Linked DNA regions of Homo sapiens: region 1 is linked to region 2. The links are chromatin loops, found by intact Hi-C in ENCODE. Cell type or tissue: PC-3. All regions are shown on one strand. Links, peaks and the distances in the headings refer to the core of each region. The heading gives the core; the rest is flanking DNA.

What was found. Peaks named below come from ENCODE experiments on the same cell type or tissue, not always from the same donor. Only the 100,000 strongest peaks of a DNase experiment are listed, where the experiment ranks them.
Region 1: it touches region 2 in a loop (14-fold over the local background); 2 of 110 quality-filtered maps call a loop at or near these places.

Annotation. Positions count from the first base shown.
Region 1 is chr7:48,561,395-48,572,011 of GRCh38, reverse strand. All of the region lies in intron 55 of ABCA13 (ATP binding cassette subfamily A member 13), which reads right to left. Among named protein-coding and RNA genes, the nearest start is that of LINC02838, 140 kb to the left of the region's middle. In PC-3, for the core only: no CTCF peak of the experiment used is centred there; no DNase peak of the experiment used is centred there.
Region 2 is chr7:48,476,790-48,487,406 of GRCh38, reverse strand. ABCA13 (ATP binding cassette subfamily A member 13) reads right to left here. Exons shown (of 62, transcript NM_152701.5): 46 at 6,253-6,371; 47 at 4,244-4,331. Among named protein-coding and RNA genes, the nearest start is that of LINC02838, 230 kb to the left of the region's middle. In PC-3, for the core only: no CTCF peak of the experiment used is centred there; no DNase peak of the experiment used is centred there; H3K27ac peaks cover 491 bases.

The DNA.
Region 1 (10,617 bases), core at 1,169-9,168, 85 kb before region 2:
GAGATGGGGTTTTGCCACGTTGGGCAGGCTGCTGTTGAACTCCTAACCTTAAGTGATCCATCCACCTCGGCCTCCCACAGTGCTGGGATTACAGACATGAGCCACTGCACCCAGCCTATGTTAATCATAAAATATTTAAAGTTTTCCCTTTCATATCAAAAACAAAAGTAAGGTCCCCATTACCACCTCTTCTATTCAACATTATAATGCCAGTGCTGGCCAGTGCAATAAGGCAAGAAAAAGAAAGTTATAAAGATTGAAAGAAAATAATAATGTTGTATATATTCAGGAATGAGATCCTTATGTGTATAATATATACAAAATAATCTATACCTAGACAAATCATAATCAAACTGTCAAAGACTTCAGACAAAGGGAGAATCATGATGGCAATGAGAGAAGTGACTCATAGTGTAAAAAGAATCTCCAGGAAGGTTAATAGCTGCTTTCTTAACAGACATCACAGAGGCCAGAACACAATAGGATGGCATACACAAAGTGTCAAAAGGTTAAAAGAAAAAAAAAAAGCTAGCCTAGAATTCTACAGTAAAGAAGAAATAAAGAAGAAATGACTATCTTTTAAAATTTAATGAGAGATTAAGATATTCACAGCTCAACAAAAACTGAGAGAGTTTGTTGACAGTGGAACTGCCTCAAAATTACTAAATGAAGTCTTTAAGCTGAAATGAAAAGTACTAACAGTAACATGAATCCACATAATGAAATAAAACAAAAAGCACTGGTTAAGATTACCATATAAAGAAATATAAATGACAAGATAAATGTACGTGTTTCTTGTAATTCCTTTTTCTGTTTTAGTTAAATGCATTTCCATAATAGAATAATTTAAAAATCAATGCTGATGAGCACACAATCTCTAAAAATGTAATTTGTAATAATAATAGCATAAATGGGAGAGGAGCTATGTAGAAACACAATTTTATAAACTATTGAAATTAAGTTGGTATTAATCTAAATTAGAGAATTTTAACTCAAGATGTTAGTTGCAATCCCCAGGAAAACTGCTAAGAAAATAACTCAAAAATATATATAGCAAAAAAACACAATAAGGACTTAAAGTGGTATGTTAGAAAATACTTATTTAGCACAAAAGATGGCAGTAATAGAAGAACAGAGGAATGAAAAATATAGAGGAAATATAGAAAACAAATAGTAAAATGGTGGAAACCAATTTTACCATCTCAATAATTAGATTATTTAGCTCATTTACATTTAATGTAATTACCACATAATTATCAATTAATTCTACCATTTAACAAATTCATAGATTGGCAGACTGGATTTTTTTTTAATTATCCAACTGTATGCTGTCTATAAAATATACACTTTAGAATCAAAGTCACAAATAGTTTGAAAGTAAAAGGATGCAGCTGGGTGCGGTGGCTCACACCTGTAATACCAGCACTTTGGGAGGCCGAGGCGGGTGGATCACGAGGTGAGGAGATCAAGACCACCCTGGCTAACATGGTGAAACCCCGTCTCTACTAAAAAACAAAAAATTGGCCAGGCGTGGTGGCAGGCGCCTGTAGTCCCAGCTACTTGGGAGGCTGAGGCAGGAGAATGGTGTAAACCTGGGAGGCAGAGCTTGCAGTGAGCCAAGATTGCGCCACTGCACTCCAGCCTGGGCGACAGAGTGAGACTCCATCTCAAAAAAAAAAAAAAAAAAAAAAAGAGGATGCAAAAAGATATACAATGAAATCAGTATCCAAAAGAGAGCTGAGGTGACTCTACTAATATATAACAAAATAGACTTGAAGAAAATATTGTTACTAAAAACAAAGAAAAACATCTTATAACAATAGAAGGGTCAATTCCTTAGGAAGACAGACTAATCATAAAAACATGAAATTAAGAACAGAGCCACACAACACACAAAGCAAATGCTGACAGCATTAAAGGGAGAAATAGACAATTCAACAATAGAACAAGTTCAATACACTATATTCAATATTTAATAGAATAACTATGCTAGAAGATTAACAAAAATATAGGAGATTGGAACAATACAACAAGATAACTAGACCTAAGAGACTATAGAGACTTAGAACTCTCCATCCAAAAAGAGCAGACTGAACATTCTTCTCAAATGTATATAGAAGCAATTCTCCAGAATAGAACAAGTGTTTGGCTATTAAAAAAACAAACAAACAAATAAAAAGACTTATTAGCTGGGTGCAGTAGCGCAAGCCTGTAATTCTAGCACTTTGGGAGACCAAGGTGAGCAGACCATTTTAGGTTAGGAGTTCAAGACCAGCCTGCCCGATATGATGAAAAACACTCTCTACCAAAAATGCAAAAATTAGCTGGCCATGGTGGCAGATGCCTGTATTCCCAGCTACTTGGAAGGCTGAGGCAGGAGAATCACTAGAACGTGAGAGGTGGGGGTTGCAATGAGCCGAGATCATGCCACTGCACTCCAGCCTGGGTGAAAGAGCAACACTCCATCAAAAAACAAACAAACAAACAAGCAAACAAAAAAACTCAGTAAGTGAAAAGGACTGAAATCATACAAAGTATGTTCTTTGACTACAATGGACTAAAATTAAAAATCAATACAGAAGCAATCTTTGGGAAATTCCAAATGTGTAGAAATTAAACAACATACTATTTCATAACCAATGGGTCAAAGAAGAAATCAAAAGGAAAATGAAAAAATACTTTGAGATGAATGAAAACAAAAACACAACATATCAAAACATGGTATTCAGCTAAAAAGGTACATAAAGAGAAGATACAGCTGTAATATCTGTATTATTTTTTAAAAAGGTAGATGTCAGAACAATAACCTAGCCATTTACATTAAGAAATTAGAAAAACTAAAGCAAACTAAACCTAAAGAAAACAGAATAAAAAAATAATGATTTGAGCAGAAATAAATAAAATAGGGAAGAAATAATAAAGAAAATAATCATAATCAAATCTTGATTCTTTAAGGTCAATCAAATCTACAAACTCATAGCTACAATGACCAACAAAAGGGAACAAGAATATTAAAATTACTAAAATAAGAAATAAAATATTTCTACCAATCTTAAAGAAATGGAAAATTTTTTAATAGTCTAAATATTCGTATGCCAAAATCCTAAGAAATTTAGATAACACGGACAAATTCCTAGAAAGACAGAAAATACTGAAAGTGACCAAATGAGAAAAAGAAAATCTAAACAGATCCACAAATAAAGATACTGAATTAGTAATAATAATAATAAAAACAATAAAAACAATGCCAAAAAACCTTTTCATAAATAAAAGCCCACTACCAAATGGTTTCACTGGTGAGTTCTACCAAATATTTAAAAATGGATTAATACTAATGCTTCTAGACTATTTCAAAAAGTAGAAGAGAAAAAAAATTCCCAAGCTAATTACATAAGGTCAGTATCACCCTGATACCACAACTAAAGACATGACAGAAAACTATATAACATTATTTCTTATAAATAGATGTTTAAAAATCCTCAACAGAATACAAGTAAATCAAATCCAGCCCATATAAAGAGAAGTAGGCACTATGCTCAAGTGTAATTTATTCCAGGAATGCAAAGTTAGTTTAATATATAAAATTAATTATTTGTTGATTCTACCAATCATCTATACCATGTTAATGGAATAAAGTGCAAAAACCACACATCTCATTAAACTCAGAAAAAGAATTTGACAAAATTCAATACCCTTTTATGATAAAACAGGAAAAGAATTTGAGATAAAAGGAAGTTATTGTATGAACCTATTTATATGGAATTTCCAGGATACTCAAATCCATGGAGATAGAAAGTAAATTAATGGTTGACAATGGGGGGACGCAATGGAGAATGATTGTTAATTGGTATAGGGTTTCTTTTCAAAGTAATGAAAGTGTTCTAGAGTTAGTGGAAATCATCATATGGCTTTATGAATATGGTAAAAATCACTGAATTGTTGCATTTAAAAAATTATAAGTTTGATAGTATGTGAATTATGTCTTAGTTAACCAAAACACTACCAGTATTTACAAAAGCTAAACACACACATGCTCTATGGAGGCAATTTCATTCATATACGTATTGGGGATTGTTCCTAACAAATATCTGTCATTATTAATGACAATAAAACTATTGCAACATGTGACAATATGGAAGCATTTTACAAATATGATTTTATAGGAAAAAATCGCTCATGTAAAAATATAAACTGTATGATCTCATTTATATAAAATTCACAAACAAGTAAAACTAACCTATGCTAATAAAAGCCAGAACAGTGTTTATCTTTGGTTTAGATAGGGTCATGAAAGGAGTTTCTTGGGGGTCTGCCAAAGGTCTCTCTCCTGATGATAGTTACATGTATGCTAATACTATAAAAGTTCATCAACCCATATATTTATGATTTATGAGTATTATATACTCAATGTTTAAGTTGATATTTTAAAATTTGTTGGTAATCTCCACACATTAATTAATCACCTAGCACAAATGTTCATGTCTAAAAAAGGTTTTATATAAGTTCTGATAGAATGTGTTTGGATGGTCTCCTACCAACTACTCCCCAATCTCAATGAGCTCCCTAACAATGTAAAGCCATATAATATATATTTTAAATGTTCTAAAACATATAAAGATATGGAATACATATTCAGATATTCTTTGCATTGTCCAATGACCCCAGCACCCTTGCAGCCTCTGCACTGCCCAAGGCCCATACTCATTTTTTTCTACTCAGTATCTTTCTACTTCAAAACAGGAAATACAGCACTCTGCGAACACAGGGATTCAACAATGGAAAAGGTCTTTCTGCCTTCAAAGCAACCCGTCATCCAGTTCAATGACAGCTGCCTAATTTTTAATTACTTAGATTATATTTTTAAACTAAGGGCATGACTTCATAATGAAAACAAATGAAGAACCTTTACTTCCACTTTCAGAGCAGGGTATCTTCTGTGTGCCGTACAATTAAAATGGTTGCAGTTGCTTTGCAGTTAGTGGGAATCACCTCACTCAACTTTTGCACACAGCATATCTATCAATTCTTTAGATTTTATTAAGCAGTGATGTGTCTATCACTATAAGTAGTTCGGTAGAATGTTTGCGGAGAAGATCCAGAGTGTGCTAAACCACAGTAGAGGTCAGTACTCAAATAGCATTTTAAAGACATGTTAAGTCAAACTGTACTGTGATTTCCCATGCTCTATTTTATTGGCTTAAATACCTGCTGCTCTGTGAATAGCTAAATTTCTTTATGTGAATTTTGGGGGCAAATAAGGATCTACGAAGACCAACCTGACAACTCAGTTTAAGTGAACAGGACCCATTTTCCATGGTGTCTTCTTATAATCCAGATGGAAGCACTAAGTGGGTACAGCCTTGTGCAGATTTGCATACAAAAGGAGGTCATATGATAATAAAGCCTTTCAGCAAGGCAAGAGCTTATTATCTAAACCAGAGCTCATTCTGACTGACCTAGAAGAAGTGAGCTCATCTATATAAATCTTCTAATCTATCTCTGTGAGATGCTAACCAACATCTCCTTAATCAAAATCACTGTCAATCATATTGATATTATTAGAAAATGCTCACATCCATTTTACGGTTTCCATGCACTTGCATTTCAGTTATCTCAACCTAGCAGTGAAAGTCATAACTGTATGCTTTACGCTTCAGCACCACTTGGAAAGGCAAGACATTTTTTAGTCCTGGGTGGGACAGAAAAGTGAGCTTCAAGTGGCTTTTATCATGATGCATGCTGACTAGCTGTTTCTCCCCCTTTATTTAATGACATAACAGATCAAGAAATTTTGGAAATTAAATAAAATGTTTGGAGCACTCTGAGGGGTCTTTGCCAGATCAAGAACCTTCTCACTGCAGGCATTTAATTTCCTTTATATTATCAGCAGTCTGTAAACCGTGAAAGTAGGTCAATGAGAGTCAAGAAAGAACAGCTCAATGGTCCTGATTTGATTTGCTTTCCAGATAGTATTTTAAATTCATTTGCTTCCAAACTGCTGGATTCTCTACTGCCACTGGCCATACTTTATAGGAAGGTTAACCCCCAGTTTACCACCTGCCCTTTCATCAAGTGACTGGATCCTGAATATCTGAATTGTTTTTGTGTGTTAACAGGAATGTCACAGGCTCCTGTCTGTTGGTCTTGTTAGCTCTTAAACATGGGCCATGTGTTTGTTAGGAGAAGGCCCTGAGCCTGTGACCAAAACCAAAGAAACTGAATCCAAAGACAGCTTCAGGGAGCATACACTCCATGACAGCTTGACATTGTTTTAGAAAGATTACGATGCTCTCATGCTGATTTGTTTCTTACATATGGATTAGGAATATGTTTTTACCTTCTTCTTTGTTTTTGTTTTTGTTTTGTTTTGTTTTGTTTTGAGATGGAGTCTGGGTGCTGGGATTACACACATGAGCAACCACGCCCGGCCTTATCTTCTTTGAAAGGTAGAATAAGTTTATCCCCCCGGTTTAAAGGTACACACACACATACACACCTATATAACCCTCTAATACAAGTTGAAGTTCTCTCGGGTATTTCAGATTGGTATTTAAACATCACTACAATTGCAACATAAGAGAAAACAGTCATTCATTTCGGGACTTCAGTAATGATTTTTATTCATTTTATTCCTTTGTGCTTGGCTGAGGGAGACGTCACAAATCTGATTAAGTTACATCTTTTCAAAACAGAAAAATTAACACACAATTATATTTTCATACTCCTGAGATTTTTTTTTTTTGTTCTTGCCCATGAAGAAAATGTTATAAACTACTGGCAAAAAAAAAAAAAAAAAAGCTCATTAAATTACACACATGCTCTGTTCATAGCAGCTGCCAATCTTCCCACTTAATAATTTATTGGAGGAAAAGACTAATATATCAAAGACATGTTTTTAAAGAACAAATGGTGGCTTATGTTTATCACCGTTTCCGCAGTCACTCAGACTTTTCATTTAATGTTTCTTTCATTTGGTGTCTTAATTTATGACACACACAGGTTCAGTTTTAAAAACTATCCAGAAAACAATACAGTTCCAGTTTTCTTAGAACTCCTTTACCAAATCTAATTCTTCCACAAAGTTAGTGTTAGAGATCAAGCAAGTCACTGTTAAATTTTACAGATTCCGGATAGTAAATATGAGAGCCACTAATTCACATAACAATTGTCTGTAATATAGCTTACACATATTTGTATTATTTTCCAAATATATGTAGATTCAAAAATTTTAAATGCATTATTAATTCCATAATAGATATTGTCAGGGAGGTTTTTAAACTTTAGTATTTCAAATTTTTCTAACGTATTTTCTAATCTATTTAACTTTTTAATTATATAAGAAATTTTTATATAAAGAAATACCAAAACTTTACTATTTACAAGATATTGATAGATTGAGAATGTTAGTACAACTATTCTCTACCTGGCTGATATTTTTAGATATTTAAGCAAGGGAAGGTAAACTTACTAAGATTTTTATTTTCCTAAAGTGATATTAAAAACAAATTCCTATGTGAGCACAGGTTACTTTACCATATTATGTGTCAAAATACACTAAGAATCATTATTATTAAAAAAAAAGTTGAAACTACAGCTATCAGAAAAAAGAGCTTCATTTTTTTGTTAATAAGCTGTTGATAACCAGTAGCCATAAGATGATAATGCCTCAGTTTTATACCATTCTTTAAATCTGTCAGTGTCTTTCAGAGATTCTAATGTATTTTACCTCAAAAAAAAAAAGACATGGATAAATTGAGGTTATTATTATTTTACAGATTTAAAGGGGACAGAATTCAGGACCATATATGACAGTTACATTGGACCAAATCAATGTGCTAGATTAGATCTGAGAGATGTGTTGCACCCAGAACCTCTGGCTGTGGGTCCAAGTCTCACTTCTAGTCTCATGCCATGATGCTTTCCCAAAAGAAAAAAGCTAGAGGGAAAAAGATGAAAGGAGATCTATTTAAAAAGAAAGAGAGGAGATGACATGTGGAGTTAGGAATATACTAAATAACTTTGCTATTGTTTATACTGAAGAGTTAATATAGTCCCTGTAAAGAAGTAGGAAACCAAGCATTATATAGAGTTATATTTGTAGAGGAAACCACAGAAGCTAAACACAGGCTAGAAATCCTCCAAATTATAGGAAGAAAGATGAGGCCATGCAAAACACACACACACACACACACACACACACACACACACACACACACAAGCAGTAAACAAAAACAACAAAAGCTAGACCATACACGGATATAATTAAACATGATTGGGGTGGGGGGATTTGAGGAGTCTTGCTTCCAATTAAAGACTTATGCAACTTTTCAGGCCTGACCACAGGCCATTACAAAATCTGTACCTGACAGGCCTCATGGGGGAAAGTTGCCCTTCCTCTATGAGACTTGGTGCACAGCCAACACACTGAAGTCTCTGAGAGAAGTCCCAGTCAAGGTCTCAGGCTCCTTTGGCCAGGCATGCTCTTACATGTATTGGCATTTCTAGCCCAGGTGACTTCATTCTTATCTCTTTATCTGAGTCCTTCATCATCTCTGCTGAGACCTCATCATGGGAGGAGCAAGGGAGAACCTTAATGACACATTTCCCTACTCCGACTAGGTACCCAATACTTTTCCACCCTAGCCTTTAACCCTCTCTTTCTTCAGGAAATATAAATAACCCAAACTGACCTCACAGATGAGCAAACAATGACCAATTATTATTTAGAAATTGGAAAGAATGTGCTGAAGAACAACTCCTTCTCACTGTAACACAAATCTACACATAGAAGGTACACAAAACTAAACAAGAAATCTGTGAAGAGAAATGCTGCATGACTGGGGAAAACTATACCTTTCAGTGACTTTGACACACCTTGACTGTACCTTTTTATAGCCTGGATATTTATACCATGGCCATGCATTGCATATTTAAAAATATTTTAAATGATCATGCCAAATGCAAATGCTAAAGCAATATCACAAGACATATATATAAATATATATACACACATAATATATATATGTAGATACACAGACATATATATATATATACACACATACATATATGTAATAACTCAAAGCTATAAGGCATCATCATTCTTTTTGGAAATCACAACATATTAGTATCATTACAGAGGATGATACCACATGTTTATATTATTTATGCTACATAATTTTGGCAACCATCTACCGTATTCACAGGTAACAAATTATATCAAAATCACAACTTTATGCCTTTCAGTTTCAGGATGCATATGTACCTTTGAACATGTAACAAACACCAAAAAATAAAATAATAACATCTAAAAGTAAAGACAGCATCTAGTCCCCCAGTGGTTCCTTTTTCATGTTCTCTGTTGCTTATTAACATGTCACTCTTCAGAAAATCCTGACTCAAACATCTCTACTTCAGAATTATATTTGATTCTATTTTTTTCACTGGCCCTGGTCAAGAGTTAGGTTCTATGGTACCCAATCTATGTTTGCATATGTCATTTCTGCTTCTTTAACTCCTCAGCTCTTCTCTTTGTTTCATTCCCCATGGTCCCTTGCCTAGATATCTGAAGAAAAGAAGAGTTTTTGCCCATGGTGATTCACACTTTATCTTATCGGATTTATTATTCAAAACCAAAGCTCTAACTTCCAACCTTAGATGTCATTAAGGAATGACATTTCTAATATTTCCCTAAAATGCCCATAGAATTAAAAACTCAGCCCACAAAAAAGCAGTATAATAATAACATTAGAAGGTGTCTTAATAGTTACAAGACAGAAGTGAAGAGTGGCACTAAAACAACCAAAAACTATCACAACTGCAGCTCAGATCATAATAAGGATTCAAATCATAAAGAGAGAATATATGAAGAAAAAAAAGGCAGGCAAACTTTGTATCCACCTCCCCCCCCATACATATGCATATGTCCTCTGAACCCCGGCTCACAGAGGAAGGAAGCTTTCCAACCAGAAGACAGGGCACTTTGCTCCTCAAACACTGGGGGCTGCTTATGAGACGGGGCCTGTTTTCATGTTCTACACTTATTCAGAAAGCTTTCAGAAAAGACAGCCTGCAAAAGAATGAAATTGGACACTTATCTTATGCGATATCCAAAACTCAATTCAAAATAGATTACAGATTGAAACATAAGACCCAAATCTATAACATTCGTAGGAAAAAAAAACATAGGAGAAAAAACTACATGACTTTGGTCTGGGCAATGATTTTTTAGACTTGACTCCAAAAACTCAAGCAATAGAAACAAAGACAAACGGGATTATATCAAAATAAAAAGCTACTGCACATCAAAGAAAACAGCAGTGAAGAGACAATCTATGGATTGGGAGAAAATATTTGTAAGCCATATATCTGATAAGCTATTAATATCCAAAATATATAAGAAATTCAAACAAACTTTCTCAGAAAGAAAACCAATAATCTAATTAAGTAATGGGCAAGAAACACATTTCTAAAAATAAGACATCTGAATAGCTAACAGATACATGAAGAAATGTTCAACATTTCTAATCATTAGGGAGATGCAAATTAAAAACACAATGAGATATCGCTTTACATTTGTTAAATCTGTTATCAAAAAGAGAAAAGACAAGTGTTGGTGAG
Region 2 (10,617 bases), core at 1,224-9,223:
TGCCTGCTCAGCCTCCCTAGTTTCACCCTTTGTAGATTCTGAGACTTCTGTTTGTGTTTGTTTGTTTTTTTTGTTTTGTTTTGTTTTGTTTTTTTTTTGAGACACAGTTTTGCTCGTTGCCCAGGCTGGAATGCAATGGCATGATCTCAGCTCACTGCAACATCTGCCTCCCGAGTTCAAGCAATTCTCTTGCCTTAGCCTCCTGAGTAGCTGGCATTACAGGCATGTGCCACCACGCCCGGCTAATTTTGTATTTTTAGTAGAGATGGGGTATCTCCATGTTGGTCAGGCTGGTCTCGAACTCCTGACCTCAGGTGATCCGCCCACTTTGGACTCCCAAAGTGCTGGGATTACAGGCATGAGCCGCTGCACCGGGCCAAAACTTCTGTTCATGATTGTATTAAGGGCCCTAGTTCTTCACCATCCCTGTATCCACATGCTTTGCTATATGACTTTCATGCCCTCCCATTCTGATGCTGTGCTTGGCCATGTGACTTGCTATGGCCAATAGAATGTGGCACAATTGAGAGGCACATGTATGTTCCTGAAGTCTCCCTTATGCCTCTGCTATCATCAGATGCAACAGTGGAGCTGAGACCTCCACTGTCATCCCAGCTGAAGCCAATACCACACACATGTTCATTCCTGGCCAAGATCAGCCCAGCCCAGTCTGCATTAGCAAAACCTCACAGACCCGTGAGCTAAATGAACATCCATTGTGGAGGCCACTGAGCTTTGAAATTGTTGTTATAGAGCATTATTGTGGCAATAGAGTACCAATATAGTGATTTACACTGGAATGGGGTGTTACTGTACCAAAAACCGAAAATAGTTGGCGTTGCTTTTGATACTAGCAAGTTGGGGGACAAAGAGACAATTGAGAAGCCTGGAAATACATGATAAAGTATTTAGGAATACTGGGGAAAAATAATAAAAAACAAACTGCTATAAATAATTGAAAAAAGGGTGACGCATATTACAGTGTGAAAACAGTGGGTAATGTCACCTGTATTAACTTCAAAGATGGAAATGGTGCCCAATAAACATCTTGACCTGGGTACGGAGCTCTCTTGAGAGAATGTTGAAAGACATGGCCTCAGAAGAAAGATCAAGTCAAGGGTGCAATTGTAAGAACTTTGTTGAGATCTTCAAAGAATGATGCTGCTAAGAGACTCTCTCAGGGAGACACAGGGCTTTTAGGAACCTAAAGGGTGTTGTCCTCTAGTATTCTGGCATTCCCCAAATGCCACTAATTAATTTTAGAGAGAGCAGCATATCTCAACAAGATCGTGAGAGTAGCTTGTGGATCTCAGTTAGAAAACTAGAAAGCCTAGGGTGCTTTATAGGAAGCTATATCAAGAAGGTACCCCAGGCTGGAATACATGTAAAATGTAAATAGCTCTAAGAACCCAGCTGTCCACAGGCAGGAAGCAGGCTGAGAGCTACTCAAAAGGCATATTTTAAAGTATCTTCACACATAGCTATGGAGGGCAATGGAAGGGGAAGCACCTGGCAGAGTAGAGTTAAGGGTCATTGCAGATGATGAGCTGGGGAACATTCCAAGGATGTAGAACCAGGGCCTGGATAAAGAGCATCCCAAATTCCCCACAGATAGTGGGGCCTGGCACCATCTGTTATGCACAGCCCACAGCAGCACAATCCCACAGACTCATGAGCGAAATGCATGTTTACTCTTGATGCTACTAACGGTTTGCAGTTGTTTGCTACATAGCATCATTTTGGCAATAAATGATTGACTTGCAGAGTTCCAAGGAACAGATTTTAAAATGTTCTGGAACTCCTGATCGGTTCCTTTATAAACTGGCCTTTACTTGAGAAAGGTTTTATAGATTCTTTAAGTAATAAATGCATACTTTGTGATGATCTTAAAGTTACCATTCAGGACTTAACAGAGATCAAAGAAAAAGCTTTTATTTCTTTCTTTTTCTTTTTCTTTTTCTCCCAAGAATGGTTTTCTAAAACTAGGCTGTGTTCTGGAAATAAGCTGTGGGATTTCCTTCCCTACCAGTCCATAAGTCACGAAGTGATAAAGTCCAATAATGAAATAGGAAATTAATCTTCTTTTAGGAACATACTATGACACCTCAAAACAGACCTTTCATCTCAGGAATAACAGCCCCTCCAAAAAGTAACTAAGCAGCTATAAGAAAAAAAAAACTCTCAGTGGATATTCAAATATATAAAATTCCATGGGAGAACAGAACTATGAAAAAAACGAAAGTGAAAATGTGTTTGGCTTCTTTAACTGAAGTGTGTAAGTTCTAAAGAGTGTTTTGATTAAACAAGCTAAACACTCAAGATGTGAATGATAGAACTCATAAAGGTCACACAAGAGACATTCTACAAGATATTGAACCATACATTAAGCCTATTCATATGCAAATTTTTCATGTTTTCCTTCAGAAGGACTATGAAATCATATCATCTATGTCGATGAATGTAGCCTAAGGGCTGAAAGAAAAAGCCGGTCATTACAGAAAGATAAATGCAATCATTTGAAGCAGTATCAGCCGCCAGCAGTTCTGGTATTTCAAATAATAGATTGCCCTTTACACCCCACAACAATGTTGAGTTCCTTGGCTTGCTGGAGAGGAGCTCAGTCCCCAAAGGGTCAAGTATAATTCACCTGCATGCTTGTGCCTGGTGAAGGACACGTAAATAACATTAAAAACTTCAGCAATCACCACTCAAACATGTCAGTACAGAAGACTCATCTAAACAAAGACAAAAAGTTAGAGATGTGAGGAGAACACACAAATCCCCAGCCACTCATCACTGAACAAGAGGTCCGTGCCTCAGACACTTCAAAGCAAAGACACAACCATCTCCTATGAATACGTAAGAAGGGTTTAGATTGGGATAGACTAAAAAGTCGGAATATTTGTAGAGGAAATGAACAGATTCCTTCTACTAATTAGGTATATTTTCATAATGGCCACATAATGTATTCCAATATATGTCAGCAAATACATTTTATTTTTCTATCAAGTTATTAATAATGATATTTTCATATCAAGCTTTAAATCTTCATGAATGTGTGTTGTCTTTAGAAGGAAAAGAGATTTGAACAAACCTCAGCTGTTGGAGAGATTCCTGAATCGTCCACACTATGACTGGAAATTTTTCCCAGATTACATCGTAATACATGACTGTTAAAATTTTGTTTAGGGATTACATTGTGAAGTATGACTGTCTCATCAGGGATGACATTGTGAAGCACCTGTAAGAACTTTTATTTCACTGAATAAACCTCCAACATGTGCATGTCTTTATCCCAATAAGCTCCTTCAGGTTCACATGAACCATGCAAGTCCCCACTACAGAAGAGAGAGAGTGCCTTCCTGGGCTCATGGAGATTGTTCTTGTTCTCATAGCTCCACAATTGGCTCATGAGTAGACACAACATCCACACACTACAGAATGAAATGTCTATACTGATATCCTAATAAGAACTCACACTCACTCTCCCGCAGTGGACTTAACTTCCTCCCACAATCTACCCTTTTCTGATTTCTCTCTCAATCAAACACAATACTATTTCTCCAGTCATGGAGACTGAATGCTTTGAATCTTTCTGCTTTCCCCATTTTAAGGTAGTGTTGACTTTTTTCCTTAAATAACAACTCACTGTTGGGTTCACCACTTCTCTATTCCTACTGATGGATCAAGGCATCTTTCCTCTATCCCAGTCCTCATTCTCTCAAAGCTGAAGAATCTCCCACCTAGTCTCTTTAATTCTAAGGGGACCATTCCTAATTCACAGGTATAGTCCTGGCAGGGCTTGAAAATCCAGGACTCCTAAGAGTAGCTCTGTGTAACTGCTGCTTTCTTTGTGTCATCTCCAGGCCTATCTATCCAGCCTTCTGGAAGATAAGGCATTTACATTCATGAATGGAAGTACTCCTTGGCCAGCAAAGAAACTAGTGATATTTCCAATTATGACAACTGTGGGTATCTTTGAAAATAGATTTTTTCCTCCACTTTATATTTACTAGGTGAAGTCCTGTCTTAACAAAAAGCAAAAACCTATTTCCTCGATTTCTAAAGAAAAACAAGCCATTTTTTTTCAAGACAATGTTTACATATAATTTTCCTTGATGCTTAGTAACAAATGATTGGATTTAATCTGGTCCTTCTGAACCCTGTGCTCAAAATTATATTTGAATGTTGAGTTTTCCTAAATACTTTCTAAAACAGGAAAAAAATAAAAAAATATGATTACCTTTGCCAGAGTTGGGGGTTTTGATATGTTTCCATTTGCACCTCCAGCTTCACTGGGGATTTTTAATCCAAAAGACCAACCTCCAAGCCTGTTAACAATGAACATTGTGTTAGTGCTTCAACCACAGAGCACCAGGACTTCTAATCAGAGGGTATTCATTACTAACCCCACCAGGTACAGCAGTCTTAGGACAGTAGCCAACTGAGCATCTGTGGTCTGTGACATGAACACACAGGCAGACAGGTGCTGTGCTGATGCAAGTTTCCTGGCTCCCAAGCCAGGCAAAACGGAAGGCACTGATAATTGAGAAGGTGTGGATAAGGCTGGCCACATTAGAAAGTGTACTTGTCACACCTTACTGTCTTGTTAGGAAATACATGCCATGTAACAGGTAGGGCTTGATCATCAGCACTGTTATTATTTTAATTAATGGTCATTCCCTCTACAAATCCATTATTCAGAATTTCTTGGGCTAGGTGTGGTGGCTCACACCTGTAATCCCAGCACGTTGGGAGGCCGAGGCAGATGGACCACCTGAGGTCAGGAGTTTGAGACCAGCCTGGCCAACATGGTGAAACCCTGTCTTTTTCTGTATTTTGTAAAAATACAAAAAAAAAAATTAGCTGGGCATGGTGGCAGGCACCTGTAATCCCAGCTACTCAGGAGGCTGAGGCAAGAGAATCGCTTGAACCTGGGAGGCGGAGGTTACAGTGGACATCGTGCCACTGCACTCCAGCCTAGGCAACAGAGCAAGACTCCATTTCAAAAAAAAAAAAAATTTCTTAATAGTGGTCATAATCTTTTGAGCCACTCTGGTTTGTCTTCCCTACTCTATTTCTTTAATCTTTCACTCAAATCTTGTCTGGTTTAGGAAAGCATTCCAGACAATTTCAAGTGGGTTAGATGTTCCTTGTCTTTTGAGTTCCCACAATACCCTGTATTTCCATCCATTGTTATCAATTACCACACTGGGTTTTATTGTCTATTTGCTGGTTTATCTTTATGTAGCTCTGTGAATTTTTCCTGGGTGGGAATTATATCTTTTTTTAATATCTCCATGAGTTGCACAGTATCTTGTATCTATTAAACTTCAAAAAAAGGGTTAACATTTAAAAAAATATAATGTTAACTATTATCTAAATAAATTTTGTCTTCCACTCACTAGATAAAAGGAGACTGAAGAATAGTCTTCTCTTCTATCACAGTGTTCTACTCTCAGCAAAAATTCAGGCAAAGGAATAAGTACACATTCCCAACTGGCTCAACTGAATACACTCATTCATTCAACAGATACTGGTTGAACATCTTTGATGTGCCAGATAATATTCTAAGTTCTGGGCACACAAGTTCCCACCTTCAAAAAGCTATCGGCTCATGCCTGTAATCCTAGCACTTTGGGAGCCTGAGGCGGGAGGATCACCTGAGGTCAGGAGTTCAAGACCAGCCTGACCAATATGGTGAAATCCCATCTCTACTAAAAATACAAAAAAATTAGCCAGGTGTGGTGGCAGGTGCCTGTAGACCCAGCTACTCGGGAGGCTGAGGCACGAGAATCTCTTGAACCTGGGAGGTGGAGCTTGCATGCTGTAAACTTATCTGCTCTTATTTCCTAAAGCAGTAAAACAGCTTCTGGCTCTCGTGCTTCTGCCACTGACAAATCTCAATTGATAGGATTTCCCCCAGCACTTAAAAGAGTGAAAGTCAGCAGTAAGGAATCTTATTAAGGTCCATGGCATCTATGTGGAATTTTTTTTGTTTGTTTTTGTATTCAATTAGACTTTATTATATTTAAATATTAGAAATGGATGAGAAACAGATGACAAAACTATTTGTCTACTTTCAATGTAAAAACATGGACACAGGAAGGGGAACATCACACACTGTGGAATTTTTATGAGCACCAAGGTCAGTCTTAGATTTTTGACTTTTTAAGAACATTAGCATTTAAAACAATAAGTTTTCCATAGTAATCCAAACAAGTAAAGACCCAACAAGAGTATTGAACACACCTTGGTTTTTCAGATGGTGCCAGCAAGTACTCCTCCATATTGAAGCCTGAGAGATTCAACAGTGTGTGGCCCAGGTGGTTGGTCAGGTAGGGAGCACTAGCACTTCTATTTGGACACTTCTGAAATTGTTTTCAAAAAGATAAAAACAAACTTTTTTATAATTCACAAACTGGTTCACTGACATTACTTGAAACTACATGTGATTGTTCTCTAGCTTTCAATTTTTAATAAATTATCTGCAGCCCTTTATATGTTCTAATTTCTAAAATCTCTTTCAGTCACATGTATTTGAGAATTATGCCAGAATACCACTGTGACTTATGCAGTCAATTATATCTGAGAACTTCAAATCCTTTTCTGTATGTAAGTTTGGGCAGATTTATAAAAACTAAAAAGAAAAAAAATGTTTTCACTGGGGTGATCTTGCATTTGACGAACCTGAAAGAGAGTCAGAAACAACTAGTGGGAGGAAGATAAGCAGGATAATTCAAAGGCGTGTGTCTCTTTCATAAGGGTCTAAAGTAGAAATCAAACAGCTTTTCTCCAGCGACTCACCAGCATGCCAACACCAGCTCTGCATCATGGAATAATCACCTAACAAGGTAGGAGGAGGTGATCAACACAACGCAAAACCCAGGCCACTGGAGGCTGCGCAATGATGTGCTCTGCCCTGCCACAGACCGGCTTTAGAGTTAATGTGCTTTGTTTCCATTTCTCAAACACTTTCAGAAAAGATGATATATTAAAATAGGAAACGACTCTGTCTCTGAGTCTTTTGTTATCAAAATGCCAGGGGTTTGGTCTTGCTGCACAGAAAGCCAATCACTGAAACAATGAGTGTTGCCAGGGAGGAAGCTTTTAGCTGAGTTCTGCAGCTGAGGAGAATGAAAGAGAAAGTCTCAAATCCATCTCCTCAACCATCTAAAACTGGTGGGGGTTATATGGAGGGGAAAATGGGAAAACAGGAAAGAAGGAGGGGTAAGGAAGCAATCATGATGGATAAGACGTCTGGAGTCTCATTTTCTGAACTCAGAGATCTAACGTATTTCAGTCCCTTGCCTGAGGATCAGTTTCTTGAGGAAGAAACTCAGGTGAGAGAAATGTAAGTTTCAACTTTTAAGACCAGGGAGGGTCCATTTCTATGTTTATTCGAAAATCCATAAATATTACTTCTAAGAGACATTTGGGCCAGTTTCACATTCATTACAGCTTTGGAAGCTTGTCTGCTTATTTGCAAAATGAAAATGAAAACAGGCTTACCTAAATGCATGGATTTGCTGTTAGGTTCAGATACACATGAAAGAACTACAGCAAAGTAAGAAGGGCGATATGCATTTAAGATACTACTTTCAGGGTCTTGAAAGAAAGGCTTGAGGAAAGATACTAAAAAGAATAATAATTGTTGTACATAATAATTCAGCAAGACTCTCACTTATTTGTGGAATCTAAAAAAGTCAAACTCATAGGAACAGAGAGTAAAATGGTGATTGGCAGAGAGGATGTTGGTCAATGGATACAAAATTTCAGCTAAACAGGAGGCAAAAGTACAAGAGATCTATTGTACAACATAATGACTACAATTAGTGACAATGTATTGTACCTTGAAAATTGCTAAAAGAGCCAGTCGAGGGGCTCACACCTGTAATCCCAGCACATTGGGAGGCGGAGGTGGGTGGATCGCTTGAGGTCAGGAGTTTGAGACCAGCCTAGGCAACATGATGAAACCCCATCTCTAATAAAAATGCAAAAATTAGCAGGGCGTGGTAGCACAATCCTGTGGTCCCAGCTACTCGGGAGGCTGAGGCAGAAGAATTGCTTGAACCTGGGAGGCGGAGGTTGCAGTGAGCCAAGATGGCACCACTGCACTCCAGCCTGGGCCACAGAGCGAGACTCTGTCTCAAAAAAAGGAAAAAGGAAAATTGCTAAAAGAGTAGATTTTAACTTTGGGAGGCTGAGGCGGGCAGATCACGAGGTCAGGAGATCGAGACCATCCTGGCTAACACGGTGAAACCCCGTCACTACTAAAAATACAAAAAAAAATTAGCCGGGCGTAGTGGCGGCCACCTGTAGTCCCAGCTACTTGGGAGGCTGAGGCAGGAGAATGGCGTGAACCCAGGAGGCGGAGCTTGCAGTGAGCCAAGATCGCGCCACTGCACTCCAGCCTGGGCGACAGAGCGAGACTACATCTCAAAAAAAAAAAAAAAAAGAGTAGATTTTAAGTATCCTCAACACACACAAACACATGCACACAAATAGTAACGTTGGGGCTCAGAAAACAATACCCCAAAATGTGGTGCTTTCACATGCTGAGCTAAAGAAGCTTCAAGGTCTCTCTGACCTCCCTCCTACCCACCATCTCTCCCAAAGCACAGGATGAAGTTGAAATTCTTTACCTAACTAAAATCTAGACTCACCAAGGAGAATGTTTTATTTCTTCTCCTCCCTGTAAGACCAAGAATGTAACCATACCTAAACAGAGAGTGTCTGTTCCAAGATCCATTTATTCTCTATTGCAATCTTTTATTGTCCCAGTACAGAATGCGTCTTCTCCCGCCATAACCTGATTTGCCAGGATCCAAAGCCCTATTCTTTTGGTAAACTTGAGATGATATATAAACTTCTGAACTTCATTGGGGGATAGATAATCACTCTGTAATTCTCCCCCTGTACATGTTAAAAGAATTCATATGCCTTTTCTCCAATTAATCTGCTTTTAGAGTTGATTTTTTAGCAAACTTACAGAGGATGAAGGGCAAGTTTTCCTGTGCCCCTACAATAAGTACATGAGGTAATGCATATATTAAAAAGCTGGATTTAGCCTTTCCATAATGGGTGTGTGTGATTATATATATATATATATAAAATGATATATATGATATATATAAAAATGAAATACTATATATAAATGAAATATTATATATGTATATATAATGATATATGTATATATATCATATCATTTTATGTATTATATATATATCATGATATATGATATGCTGTAACCACAAATATATATAACTTCTGCTTCTCAATTAAAATAAATAAATAAATCAGCCAACCTTGATGAACATAACAACCTCCAAAGTTTCCCTACCTCCAGCTTTCCTCTCTCCAATTCACTTCACCACCCCCCATACTTATCAAGATACATCCTTCTAAAATGGTGTTTTCCATTAGATGATTTTCTTGCTAAAAAAAATTCCAATTATTATCAAGAATTCAGGTCTACTAGAAAATATCCTTGGTCTCATTCTTTTTTTTATTATTATTATACTTTAAGTTTTAGGGTACATGTGCACAATGTGCAGGTTTGTTACATATGTATACATGTGCCATGTTGGTGTACTGCACCCATTAACTCGTCATTTAGCATTAAGTATATCTCCTAATGCTATCCCTCCCCCCTCCCCCCACCCCACAACAGTCCCCGGAGTGTGATGTTCCCCTTCCTGTGTCCATGTGTTCTCATTGTTCAATTCCCACCTATGAGTGAGAACATGCAGTGTTTGGTTTTTTGTCCTTGCGATAGTTTGCTGAGAATGATGATTTCCAGTTTCATCCATGTCCCTACAAAAGACATGAACTCATTATTTTTTATGGCTGCATAGTATTCCATGGTGTATATGTGCCACATTTTCTTAATCCAGTCTATCATTGTTGGACATTTGGGTTGGTTCCAAGTCTTTGCTATTGTGAATAGTGCTGCAATAAACATACGTGTGCATGTGTCTTTATAGCAGCATGATTTATAGTCCTTTGGGTATATACCTAGTAATGGGATGGCTGGCTCAAATGGTATTTCTAGTTCTAGATCCCTGAGGAATCGCCATACTGACTTCCACAATGGTTGAACTAGTTTACAGTCCCACCAACAGTGTAAAAGTGTTCCTATTTCTCCACATCCTCTCCAGCACCTGTTGTTTCCTGACTTTTTAATGATCATGAGAAAATATCCTTGGTCTCATTCTAACCATTATCCGTGTAGGTGTCCCCAAATACACCCTCTGTATTAAACTGAATATTGACCGCCCCCCCACCAAAATATCAGGCCCTCATCTCTGGACTCTTTAAATGCTACTTTGTATCTTGACGATGTTATTAAGTTACAGATCTTGAGTCCAGAAGATTATCCTGGATTGTGACAGTGCACCCTCATGCACTCACCTTGTAACTGAGCTGCTTAGCAGTTTAGCCTCAAACAACATTTTAAAATGTTTTATCCTTTCCCTTTTCCTCTTTCCCCTCCGAGTTTCAAGATGTAGCTCTGAGATAAACTTATAGCCTCGAAATGTTTTCTTTCTCTTTCCTTTCCCACTTCATGCCCCCATGCCTTATGCATATTTATTTACCTAGATGCTTGTTAAGCAC